Regions from separate parts of the Homo sapiens genome. Here regions 1 and 3 are each linked to region 2. A link is a contact called in ENCODE Hi-C or POLR2A ChIA-PET data. All regions are on one chromosome and are shown on one strand. The core of a region is the stretch at or near the end of the contact, and the rest is flanking DNA. Distances in the headings are between cores, read along the strand shown.

Region 1 (4,476 bases), core at 1,026-3,525, 130 kb before region 2:
GTCATGCTTTAGCGAGGCGATAATGAACTTGCAGAAGGAAATGCAGGCTTTGGTTCTCTTTTCAGAGCAGTGTCTTTCCTCTCCTGCTGTTGGGTGATTGAATTTTGAAACTGTAAAATGCATCGACAGACCTACAAACCTGACTTGCCAGAGCCACAGCCATCACAGTTGAGCTTCAATTCAGAGCTCAGTGCGACTCCTGCCTGATCAATTTGTCATCCCTCTAAATGGAAACTAATTACTTCCCAGGGAAAGATTGCAGGCAAATATCAGCCTTTGCATCAGCAGCCCTCTGCAGTGAGGTTAAGGCAGAGTCCATGGGGTTTCACCAGAGGGGCCATTTCCCTCTCTGCCTCCGTCATGTCAGGAAGAATTTTTATTATTTAGAGCAGCAGTGAGCTTGCCGTCACATCCACTAAGGTCAGCCGTCAAGCGTGCATCTCACTTAATAGGTCACCTGGACGGTCCCAAGTCAAATGTCAGAGGCCATTCAACTGCCAGGTTGCAACAAAAACACCCTGGCAGGCTTTTGATGGTGTTTAGATGGGGATGAGCCAGCCCGCTGGAGGGGAGCCCACCGCCTCTGGCCCCCCAAGGGGATTCTCTTTTTCTTTATGCCCAAGAACACTGCCCTGGAAGCATCCCCGGAATGACTGAATCATTGCCATTTGTGCGGCATCGAACAGACTGTGCCGCTGACAGCTGTAGGCAAGATTGACTCCGATGCAGTGCCAGGAGATCTAGGCCATGCAAGGCGGCTGCTCAAGGCCCGCTCTAGTGCGAGGGCCCTGGCTCAGGGCAGCAGGGCTGGCCCAGAAGCTGGGGCCAGGACCGGGCCAGCCAGCTCAGAGGCTGTTGAACAATCTGATCAGAGGAGGGCCTTGCCAGTTCCCTACCTTTGCCCATTTTGGATGCTGTTCTGCTCTGGCCTTGCTGCTCATCATTCCAGGCTGGCTGAGCAGTTTCAAACTCAGGGCTGATCCTGCCACCTCTGTGTCTGGGCTGAGCTGCAAGGTCTTTAGCCCAGCATTGCTCAGTCTTGGACATTCTCCCAGCAGAAGTCAGACAAGACCCAGGAGAGAAGTTTGTTTTGTTCAGCAGCTGATTGGATCCGCTCACTGTTGACTTGTGTTCCATGTTGGAGAATGCGTTCTGGTCCCCCTGAGCTGATATAAAGGAGCCCAAACTCAAATCTGTGCCCATTCCACGTTTCCCCTCTACTCCAGGATGGAGAGTTTTTCCTCTCATTCTTATCCACACAGCGAAAAACACTAGACACAGTGAGAAACGCTGGACGGCTCTGGGGGCCGTGGGAGCTGGGATGAGCACTGAACTTCTCTAGGCCTCAGCCCACTTCGCTCTGCAAGCCCTGAATGTGCCTGGACAAGATGACCGGTAAAGGCCATTCCAGCTCTCTGTGCTTTGTAGCCTGAGTCCCTGTGAGGAGTGGTTTGCTTTGAAACACAATATAATCCAGAAAAAACAGCTATCTTAACTTGGCCAGCTCTGCTTTTAAGCAAGAAATAAAGTGATGGTTTCTTGAAAATGATGCTGGCCTTTATAATGCCTTCTCCCTTAATCTCCCCACAAACTGAGACAAGGCATCCTGGGTCACACCCTGGCTCGTCTCCTGTGTGATGTGTTTTCTGGGACTTGCACTTTGGTAACCAGAGGAGACTGCCAACTGGGTATCATACCTGTCTCTCAACCCCTCTTCTGCCCACCACCCTCTCTCAGCCTCCCTATTCCCTGAAGCTAGCATGCCAGGGAGGCAGGTGGCATACGTGGTACAAGGACTGCATGCGCACATTTTGGAATGAAACAGTGGCCTTTCTTTGGAACTCAGACCATCCAGTGTGCTCTGGCTAAAGACAGGATTGTAGATCTAAGAAGTCCATTGTACTGATTAGTTTCATCTCAGTTTAAGCCACTGACCTACCAAGAGTATCCATTCAGGAAATGTCACCCCATGGCCTGATGTAGTGGTAGGAGACTGGAAATAGCTGAGTGATGACGGCATGTACACTCAGCATTGCTTAGCCTTGGGCAGGTACCGAACCTTTCTTTGCCTCGGTTTCTCATTTATAACATGGGAATAATGATAGTACTTACCTCTTCAGGGTTCTGGTGAGGGTTCCATGAACTAAAACACATGAAGAGTCTAGAATTGTTCCTGTGCTGTCCTAGGCCCAGGATGAATGTGAGCTGCTGTGGTTACAGCTAGTGTCATAGTACTCCGCCCCCCTCCACCACCAGACTACCACAGTTTCCTGCATTCTGTGATGCCGTCAGCTCACTGAGTCACCTTCACCAACACCTTTCACGCCTCTGGACTTCAGCTTTCTCATCTGCAGCACGAGGGAGAGGAATGGGCTGAGGCTTGCCATGGTGCTTTCAGGGACAGGCGTGGGAGCATCTGTGGTGAGTTTGCAGTTCTGTGTTGTATATGTCTGCACCAATGAGAGTTTCATGATCTTGAATTTATACATTCATATCATGAAGCACAACCTAGTAGCATGTTTAGATGTAGAAACACGATATAAAAACAAAACAGAATTTGTTTTGGTTTTTGGTTTTTTGTTTTGTTTCGTTTTGTTTTTTGAGACAGTCTCACTTTGTCACCCAGGCTGGAGTGCAGTGGCGTAATCTTGGCTCACTGCGACCTCCGCCTCCCCCTTTCAAGCAATTCTCCTGTCTCAGCCTCCCAAGTAGCTGGGATTGCAGGCATGCACTACCACGCTCAGCTAATTTTTTTTTAAATTTTTGGTAGAGACAGGGCTTCACCATGTTGGCCAAGCTGGTCTCGAACTCCTTACCTCAAATGATCTGCCTGCCTTGGCCTCCTAAAATGCTGAGATTACAGATATGAGCCACCGCGCCCAGCCCTGGAAGGAACCTTTGTTAAGAGTTCATAGTAACAGGGTGCTAAAATGAGTTTATTAAAATAATCCCAGTAGATGAAAGATTAGGAGATCTCTTTTGAGGAAATTAGAGAGTTTAGATCTGTTTTGAAATTAGGGAATGCCTTTTCCTATTGACCTAAGTCTCTGATTATATATGTCAACCTCAGCTTACGGAAAGAAGCTGACATGTCAAAATAAGAAGAATAGGCTGGATATGGTGGCTCATGCCTGTAATCCCAGCACTTTGGAGGCTGAGGCAGGTGGATTGCTTTAGCTCAGAAGTTTGAGACCTTTAGATTAGAAGTTTGAGACCTTTAGATTAGAAGTTTGAGACCAGCCTGGGCAACATCACGAAACCCCATGGAGCATGTCTGTGGTCTCAGCTACTTGGGTGTTTGAGGTGGAAGGATTACTGGACCGCAGGAGGTGGAGGTGGCAATGAGCCAAGATCATGCCCCTGCACTCTGGCCTGGCAGAGTGAGACCCTGTCTCAAAAAAAATAAAAAAGTAAGATGAATAAACAATGGTTAATAGAAACATAAGTGGTGGGACATGGGGGTCAGGATTTAATCTCAGAGTGTCCCAGTGGTGATTTATTTTATTTATTTATTTATTTATTTATTTATTTATTTATTTATTTTTTGAGACGGAGTCTCGCACTGTCACCCGGGCTGGAGTGCAGTAGTGCGATCTTGGCTTGCTGCAGCCTCTGCCTCCTGGGTTCAAACGATTTTCTTGCCTCAGCCTCCCAAGCAGCCAGGATTACAGGTGCCCACCACCATGCCCAGCTAATTTTTTGTATTTTTAGTAGAGATGGGCCTTCACCATGTTGGCCAGGCTGGTCTTGAATTCTGGACCTCGTGATTCACCCGCCTCGGTGTCCAAAGTGCTGGGATTATAGGCGTGAGCCACCGCACCCGGCCCCAGTGGTGATTTTGTAGGTCAGCAGAGATGATCTGTGTGCCACATTTCCTTGTAGCTTAACAATGGGCCTCAATCATGTGGTGCTTGGGTTCTTAGAATGTGGACAGCCAAGACATTCCAGCCACAAGTAACAGAACAAAATGGCTTCAACCATGGCAGGGGGGCGGGTGTGAGTAGTGTTTCTAAATGGGACTGGTTAAGTATTTTGGGGCACGGATTGGCTTCTCTGCCATTCTCTTAGCTTTCTCCTCATGATTTCAAGATGGCCGCCATAGTTATCAGACACTATTTCCTCAGGAAGCCACACTCACAGACAGGAAGGAAAGGTGTTCTTCCTCACGTACCTCTTTTTATCAGGAGGAAATTCTTTTCTAGAGACCCCATAGCAAACTTCCCCTCAGGTTTCACTGGCCAGAACTGGGTTACATACCGTCTCCTAAAACAGTCACCGTCCAAGAATAATGGGATTGCCAAGGGTGGCCTGAGCCTCCTGTAACAGGGGAAGACCACCTGCCCACAGCATGGCGCCATGCAGTACCTGAACAAAACCTGGGTTCAGTGAACTTGAGGGCTCTTGCCTGGGCAACCAACAGGGTCTGTCTGGGACCTTAAAGTCACTGATTCTGACTTAGCACTTAGGAATCAGGCA
Region 2 (4,295 bases), core at 311-2,810:
GTTGTCATTTTCTCTTCACAGTTGACAGATCCTTTCAGACCTATGTTAAGGGTAAGAAAGCTTCTTATAGAACTGTTTTGCAACCTCTATTTGACTCCCTGTGGGTTAAAAATACAAGTCTATTACAAGGAAATAAGCCATAGAAATGTTGGAATAAGACATTGGAATGACGGTGATTGGGTTTTTCAGATAGTGTGATTGAAAATGGCCTAAACTGTTTTGCTTTGACCGTTGGAGGCCATTGGCTTTTTTTTTTTATCTCTACAACAGAGAAAAGTCAACGAGTCCGATCTCTTGTTAGCAGTTCTGGTAAAAGGTTTGACTAGTTGGAACTTAAGGGGAAAGACTGAAGCTATAGGCTGAAGTTAGTCTCTCTTGCACTTAGAAAATATGTAGCTGGGTCCATTTATTTTGGCTGGTGGCTCCCTCTTTCTGTAGTAAGTGACATTGACTTGCCATAGCCGTTTGACCTCCTTTTAAGGTGCAGGAAGGAGGTACTATAAGCATCTGGTTTGTTAACATCTTGCTTAAAGCAAATTGTTCTCGAGGTCTGGAGACTGGCCAGTGTGATGACCTCTAAATGAATCCTGGTGGTTGGGGGTAAGACAGACATGATGAATTGTTGGACAGAAGATGGATGGACAGCAGATTTCTTGCTATGCATAACTCATTTCTAGGGCACATAATCAGATAATTTGATTTCTCCAGGGGAAAAAGGAGAATTGTGTCATCACTTAGGTGAGGCAGTATATTATTTGTGATTTCAAACTACCCATAATTTCATTGCAAGAGAAGAGAACTGACCCAGACTTGCATTTAAGTATATATTTTCGGAACTAACTCCATACTGTAGAAACCAGAAGCTTCTGTTCTTCGCCGATGTAGAATGAGGCTGTGTTTTCTTCTCATCTGTCCAGTAGTCACTGAGCGCGCACGCCGAGCTTATGGGTAGATTACTTAGCAGAAATGAAGTGAAAAGGTGGTCCCTGCCCGCTGACTGGTAGAAGAGAATACACTCACAGCACTCCACTCCTTATAAAGCAAGACATGAAATAATTGGGGAGATGTGGATTCAAATTCAACCCCAGAGGGTGGAGGATGGACTTGAGATCTGCAGAGGCCTAGATAGAGAACAGGAAGGAAGGAATATTCTTCTCTTTGTTTCTTTCTTTAAACTTAGGAACAGCGCCCACCAACACGAATGGGTAGTTGACTCTTAGCATTTACGGTAACTGGGCTTCAATCAAAATGTGAATTTCTTTGTACCACTTTGGGGGTTAAAATAAAAACCACCACGGTCTTGGGGGAGGTTAGGACAGGTTCTGTACCCTCTCTTATTTTGATTTGACTCACAGACATTCACTAATGAGCTCTTCTGAACAGCTGATTTGCATTATAGCATGGCAACATTTGTTAAGTAGGGCTTCCCACTCTACCAGGTCTGCCAGCTGGCAGCAGAAAAGAAAGAGAAGAGGCACAGAGTGGGATTCAGGCTTTTGCCGTCTTGTCCTTGGTAACCGGGGAGGCCCTTGTCAATGTGGTTTTCTGAGTAGCAAACCCACGTGGGGAGAGAGGGGGAGCTGGCTGTGACTCCCTTATGACTGGGCGCTGGAGAGCTACTGATGGAAGGCACTTGGAGAGTACAAAGCACTCTTGTTTCACGAAAAAAGCCTCTGCAGCCAAAATCTGCTGAAAGCTTTGGGGAAATTGAAGGTGGTTTTCTCTGAAATGTCTTCCTCCTAACCACGTTGCTCTTTCTTGTTCCAGAAACCAGGGAAGTGGTGTGCTATGCATGTTCACATCGCCTGGCAGATTTACCACCACCAACAGAAAGTCAAGGTCAGTCCGACCTTCGTGGTGTAGGGAAGAATGGGATGCACATGTGAGTGTGTGACGTGCTCGGGAGAACCTGATGAAGGAGGCATTTAAAACACATTTTACAGACCCATAGTTAGGAAGGATCAAGCCTCTCTTGGAAAAGCTACTCAGAAGTCTTACTTATTTTTTCCTAGAGTCAGGGTCTCACTCTGTTGCCCAGGCTGGAGTACAAGGGGACAATCATAGCTCACCACAGCCTTGAATTCCTGGGCTCATGTGATCCTCCCACCTCAGTCTCCCAAGCAGCTGGGACTTTAGGCATATACCACCATACTTGGCTAATTTCTTGATTGTTGTTTTTGTAGAGATAGATAGGGGTCTCACTGTGTTGCCCAGGCTGGTCTCAGACTCCTGGCCCCAAGCAGTTCTCCCACCTGAGCCTCCCAAGTAGCTGGGATTACAGTGCAAGTCACAGCAGCCAGCTCAGAAATCTTACTGTTAATTAGGGAAACCACTAGTGAAATTACAAAACAAAAGCAAACTGATAATGCCCCAGGGTTTTGTTCCCTTTATAATTTTGTCATTTTATTGATCCAAAGGTCTTGAATATGGATTAAATGCTAAAATAAAGCTTTTGGAAATAAAATTATAGTGACCAAGAATTAGAATACAGAAAATACTCTGCATCTGGGAAGAGCTACAAATGAATGTTGGGTTTGGGTTTTTGTAAAAATAGTGACTGGTGCATTCTTTTCATTTTATGGCTGTGGGAAAATGGTAGAGTCATGTGTGCCCTATATGAAGATGATGCCGCTGAACTGTCATTGGTCCTCCTGATGGTCAGTGCCAGGGATTGGAATACAGTCAGTACTTGCAGGAGCCACGTTCTGGCTAGTTACCTCGCTGTCCAAAGACGATTTTTCCTTTTTGTCTATATTTTCATCATAGGGATGAACATATTCCATGTTCTGCTAGAGCCTTTATGACTCAGTAGGGGAGAGATCAAGAACTTCTGCAAGTCCCTGGATACAGCATCAGCGCTTGGCTTAGGGAACAAAGTAACTGACAAGTCTGTATTTTACAGTCTGGGTATTTATAGGCTATGTTACGATGCCTGCAAAAATGGGAGCAAACAAGCAATCAAGTAACTCCAATAAGCTTCACTTAATCCATTTCTTCATGAACAAGCTTTTAGTCCTAACAGCATTTGGGAGTTCTCATGAAAGAAATACAGGAGACCAATGAGCCAGGAGATAGATAGAGCTCTTCATCACAGAAGAGACATGTTTTTAAAAGGGTTACGTGATTTTTAAAATAAAACAACCCAAGTTCCAGTCACTCTAGAGGCTGAGGCAGGAGAACCCCTTGAGCCTGGGAGTTTGAGTCCAGCCTGGGCAACATAGCAAGATCTCATCTCTAAAAAAAAAAAAAGAGTAAAAAATAAAAACCCGGTTAAAAGTTTTAAGATGCAAACCTCAGTAAATGAGGTCACTAAGATATTTTGCTTTGGTTGTCAGATACCTGCTCTTTCTTATAACATGCCATCAGTGAGTTTGGCTCATTTGTACTTTATTGTTAGGGGAAGTTTAATTGGAAGCCTTGTGGTCTATCTTAGAAAATGTGTGTGCTTTGAAGAGCTAACTAGATTTTGATGATTAGTTCAATTCAGTTTTTGTTCTGGTTGATGTGGTTAGTGGAACGGTAGGTAAAGCACATCTTCCTTGTAACTTCTTTGGTTAAAAGAGATGAGGGATGTTGCACGTGCCACTTTAGCAACTTCTTTCCCATAAAAGTGTCCCCAGTGACTTAAACTTTCATTATCCCAATTCAATTAGAAAGACCTCTTGAACATGAGATAACTTCGTTCATCTTCCCTTTTCAGCAAACTGCTTGTAATCCCCAAGCTCCATTTTGCTTCATGGCCCTAAGTTGTGGTTAATGGAACTGTGCTATGTACCATGCAATATTAGCACTAAATAATTTGGCCACCAAATTAAAGGAGGTATTCAAAAGAATTTTATAGATTCATAGTGAATTAGAAGCTTGGTTTTGAGGCTTGGCTATTACTCGATACTGGGACTTTCATTATAGCATTCCCTGTAGATTTGAGCAGAAATTACATCTTCCCTCTCTCTGTAACGTTCATTTACGCATTCTTTTAGTCGTTCACCCAGTGTTTATTGAAAGAGCCTACGCCTGCAGGTTCCTTACTGTGGCGGGCTGGGGGCATGCATCCTTCCTGGCGTCTAGTTGCTTAGAGTTCAGTAATGAGGATCAGTTGTGTGTAAAAAGTGAGGAAAGTGTGTGTGCCCTCTTAATGGGTGGTGTCATTTCCAGCTGGAGGTGCACGGGTAGCTTTTGCTTTCAGTAGGGGTGATGGGTGAGTGGGACGTTGCCGTCAGCAGTAAGAGAACAGCAGACTTCCCTGTCTCAGATCCTCACGCCATGCTCTGTCAATATAGATGCCCCCTCATGGG
Region 3 (4,119 bases), core at 564-3,063, 180 kb before region 2:
TGGTTTTTCCCCTCTCCCCTAGTCCTGTTTTGTCATTGCTACCATGAAAATCTAGCAAAAGTGTAGAAAGTTGTGTCCTTCCAGAACCACGGTTTCTCAGTGCAGGTTTACTGTATTGAGCGCCCACTCCTTTTCTGTTTGTATTCTGCCCAAGGCACAGCAGACATTCACTCCTTTTATTTCCCATGAAATTGTACAACAGGCAGAAGCTTGAAGATACAACACGGATGGAAATTTGAGCCTTGTAACGTTCAAAAATGACACAATTGCCAAGTTTCCTAACTTTTCCTAAGAGTTGATTAAAGATCACAACTTCATATCGCTCCTTTTTCCCTATGCATTTGCCGTCCATCACACACCTGACTGTGAGCTGTTGTAATAGCTAGATGAGGTTTAAAAAAAGAGGGAGTAGGGGCTCAAGGATTGCTGTCCTCTCAGAAATGTTGCCCAAGGCTACCCTAAGGCTCAGCCTACCCCCAGATTCTCTTTCTGACAAGTGGGTGTTTGGTAGGATGGTGTGAAAGTTTCCTTCTATGATAACATCTTTAAGATTTGTTTCCAAATTCCCTTTTTTTTCTTTTTGTAACCTGCTGAGAATATGAGTCTGTAACCTATGTATTTATCTGAAGTCAGCCTGAACAGATAGAAAAACTGAGTTACAAGGTATGGGACTCCCAGTAAATTAGGAACAGATGTGGGTCAAAAACAGATTTCCAAACTCTTTATCAAATGATCCCACTTGGAAACAAGACATGAACAGGCCTAACTACTCTTAAAATGCAAGGTTTGTCTGAGGGCAAACATGCTGGAAAAGATGGTGGCCACCACCCTGCCTCTACTTTTCTTTTCCTTTCATCTTTCTTCCCACCGTCTTTGGTTCCCTGCATAGGCTGTGTAGTGGGTATCAGTCAGCACTTGTCTGCTGGTTGCACAATGCAGATTACTCACTTCTGCCCAAGTAACTCCCTGAAGCCGTACTGTAACAATAGAGCATATAAAAAAGAAACTCAGGTTGATCTTGGCCCCTGTCCAAGGGGATTAGCTAGGGAGCACCTGAAAGGCCTGTGTTGAACACACTCACCTGTAACCCAGTTCCATGGCCTGGATCTCAAGGACAGGGTAATCTCAGTACCTTTTAATGACCTAGTAAATGTGGTATCTTTCTGTCTTTACACTCGACCTGATGGCTCATAGAGTCTCCTCATTATGGAGCTGGAGGAGTACTTTGAGGTCATCTAGGCCCTCACTACTCAAAGTGTGGACCATGGGTCAGCAGCATTGGTATCACCAAGGAGCCTGTTAGAAATGCTGAACCTCAGGTCCATCCCTGGATTTATAGAATCAGAATCTGCGACAGGTTCCCCAGATTTCTCATATGCATTATGACAGGTGGGGTTGTCCCATGATCCAACTCTGAGATGGAGTTTAGCCAGTGGCGTATTTATTAAGGAGTGCCCTTTGGATCAATACCTATGGGAAGGAGGAGGAAGGAACAGGAATAGGTAGGTAGAGCAAGAAGTCAAGCAGCAATACAGGCCCAGTGACAGTCATCACTCACAACACGGGAAGCTACACAGCTAGGTCAGCCTTCTAAGTTGTCTGTGGTGGGCAGGGATGGCCAGGCCTTTCAACTCACTGCAGACAGCACTCCCAGCAGTCAGCAGCAAGTCTGTCATTAGACAGGGATCTGGGTAGCTCATCACAGTGTCCACCACATGCACTGAAGTTGGGAGAAGCTCTATTCTGGGTCACTGGTTCTCAAAATGTGGCTGCATACCAACAGGACCTTCAGCACCCCGGGGACTCATTAGAGATGCACATTCCTGAGCCCCACCCACAGCTACTGAATCAGAAACTAGGGTGGGGCTCAGCAACCTGTGTTTTCACACGTTCTCCAAGTGAGTGCTGCATGCCCAAGTTTCAGAACCACTGCTCCAAGGCAGCCTTTTTTCTGTTTGTTTTGTTTTCTAATTGTTATTGAAATGATTCACAGTCCATCTTAATAATAAAATTCACCACTTTAAAGTGTACAATTCAGTAATTTTGTGGGGTTTTTAGGTTTTTTGTTTTGTTTTGTTTTGTTTTGTTTTTGAGACGAAGTCTTGCTCTGTTGCCCAGGCTGGAGTGCGGTGGTGCCATCTTGGCTTACTGCAACCTCTTATCTCCTGGGTCAAGGGATTCTCTCGCCTCAGCCTCCCGAGTAGCTGGGACTACAGGCGCCCGCCACCACTCCTGGCTAATTTTTGTATTTTTAGTAGAGACGGGGTTTTGCCATGTTGGCCAGACTGGTCTCAAACTCCTGACCTGAAGTGATCTGCCCACCTCAGCCTCCCAAAGTGCTGGGATTACAGGCACGGGCCACCGCGCCCGGCCCAATTCAGTAATTTTTAGTATATTTATAACCTGTTTAGTATATTTGCAACCCTCGCCTTTACTTCCAGAACATTTTCATTATCCCCAAAAGAGATCCCACACCCATTAGCAATCACTCTCTGCACCCCCTCCCAAAGTCTGGCAGCCACTCATCTGCTTTCTGTCACTGTGAATTTGCCTGTTCTTGATACTTTATTTAACTTGAGTAATGCAGTATGTGGCTTTTGTCTTGTTTCTTAACGTTTTGAGAGTCAGCCAAGCTGTAACATGTATCAGTACTCCATTTCCTTCATGGGACAAATCATATTCCATTATTTAGACAGTACCACATTTTGTTTCTTTATTCATCCATTGATGGTCATGGGTTCTTTCTACTGTTTGGTTATTGTGAATAATGCTGCTGTGAACATTGGTGTACAAGTTTCTGTATGGACATATTTCTTCAATTCTCTTGGGTCAATACCTAGGAGTTGCTCAGTCATATGTTAACTCTATGTTTCACTTTTTGAGGAACTCCCAGACTGTTTTCCAAAGTGACTGTACCATTTGACATTCTTACAAGCAGTTTATGAGAGTTCCAGTTTCTCCGTATTATCTCCAACACTTGTTAATATCTGTCCTTTTTATTATAGCCATTCTAGTGAATGTGAAGTGGTATCTCAGTGTAGTTTTAGTTTGCATTTCCCTAATGACTAATGATGTTGAACATAGTTTTCATGTTTTCATTGGCTATTTGTACATCTGCTATGGAGAAATGTCTATTCAGATCCTTCTTAGGGCAGCTCTTTTTGTTCCTTAAGGAATCCCTCAGTATGTCAGCTTTGTGTCCAGTCCTGTGCAGGTGTTTTAGGATTTATGAAACAAAGCCTACAACCTGTGGCCATTACCCACTGGAAAGTTCTAATCAGATGTGAAACTGTCTAAAAAGGGGAAAGGAGGACAGGAGAGCCCACTGTCGAGGGTTAGCATGAAGAGATTCACATTCTATTACAATTCGTGCTTCAGAAAGACACGGTGTGACTTGCTAGGATAGAGTGGTGTGTGTCAGGGATGTGGCGGCTGCAGACTGCTGGAGAAGACTGGGAATGTTGAGAGGAAGAGGAACAAGTAGAGAAGCGGGGACAGGAAGTTGTGGGCAGACCTTCTAGTATTCTTTTATGGGTTACACACACCTGTAAGAGGGGATCTCAGGAGCCCAAGATTTCTTTCAAGATCATGACCTTCACCAGCCTCAGCAAGGTGAAGCAGTTCACCTTTTTCTTCATTTGGGCAAAAATGACCTGCCTCCACCATTTCTCAGAGTGTTTGTAAAGACTGATTATAATACTCTAAACAAGTGCTTGAAGAGTGTGATTTATTCTACATTACAGGTGAGAAAAAAGTTTGTAGGTGTCCTTAAATAGTCTCTGATTCCCTATTAGCAGATCCTCATGGTGGCAGTGCCATGTCCATCCCAACCCCCCAGGGCAGGTGCCTCTCTCAAGATACCTGAGACTACCAGGCACATCCTCAGGGCTCCCAGGCAGCTTCTCTTTATGGTTGCAACACACCTTGAAAATGACATATTGGGGCAAAAGAATTTCAAAACAGCAAAACCTTTGCCATCATCCTCTCACATAGCTAGGGCCTCTGCACGTATGATAACAAGACAGCTACCTTAGACTTATGTCATGCCATCTAACTTACAAAGTGCTCTCTCAACCTTGCACCAGAGGAAACCAAAGCTCCAGGAAGTGACTTGGCTAA

The links. A loop is a pair of places that touch in the nucleus more often than their neighbours do. ChIA-PET counts read pairs that join two places held with the same protein, here RNA polymerase II (POLR2A). Pooled maps may share reads with other maps.
Region 1: a pooled map shows a loop between it and region 2 (6-fold over the local background). The contact joins two enhancer-like sites. A Hi-C loop is called at or near these places in 1 of 168 maps with a recorded cell type or tissue (CD4-positive, alpha-beta memory T cell) and 9 of 50 pooled maps. POLR2A ChIA-PET finds 5 or more read pairs at or near these places in 1 of 52 experiments (activated CD4-positive, alpha-beta T cell).
Region 3: a loop to region 2 is called in a map with no recorded cell type, with 2.6 times the contacts of the local background. The contact joins two enhancer-like sites. A Hi-C loop is called at or near these places in 2 of 37 single-sample maps with no recorded cell type and 2 of 50 pooled maps. POLR2A ChIA-PET finds 5 or more read pairs at or near these places in 1 of 52 experiments (activated T-cell).

The regions. Positions count from the first base shown.
Region 1 is chr7:70,646,001-70,650,476 of GRCh38, forward strand. All of the region lies in intron 5 of AUTS2 (activator of transcription and developmental regulator AUTS2), which reads left to right. Among named protein-coding and RNA genes, the nearest start is that of GALNT17, 480 kb to the right of the region's middle. RefSeq lists enhancers at 733-1,232, 2,456-2,505. Within about 2 kb of position 2,276, at least 3 of the 41 ENCODE cell types and tissues checked have a DNase peak (open chromatin) inside an H3K27ac peak, as active enhancers do.
Region 2 is chr7:70,775,336-70,779,630 of GRCh38, forward strand. AUTS2 (activator of transcription and developmental regulator AUTS2) reads left to right here. Exons shown (of 19, transcript NM_015570.4): 13 at 22-51; 14 at 1,768-1,839. Among named protein-coding and RNA genes, the nearest start is that of GALNT17, 350 kb to the right of the region's middle. Within about 2 kb of position 1,561, at least 5 of the 41 ENCODE cell types and tissues checked have a DNase peak (open chromatin) inside an H3K27ac peak, as active enhancers do.
Region 3 is chr7:70,598,203-70,602,321 of GRCh38, forward strand. All of the region lies in intron 5 of AUTS2 (activator of transcription and developmental regulator AUTS2), which reads left to right. Among named protein-coding and RNA genes, the nearest start is that of GALNT17, 530 kb to the right of the region's middle. Within about 2 kb of position 1,814, at least 4 of the 41 ENCODE cell types and tissues checked have a DNase peak (open chromatin) inside an H3K27ac peak, as active enhancers do.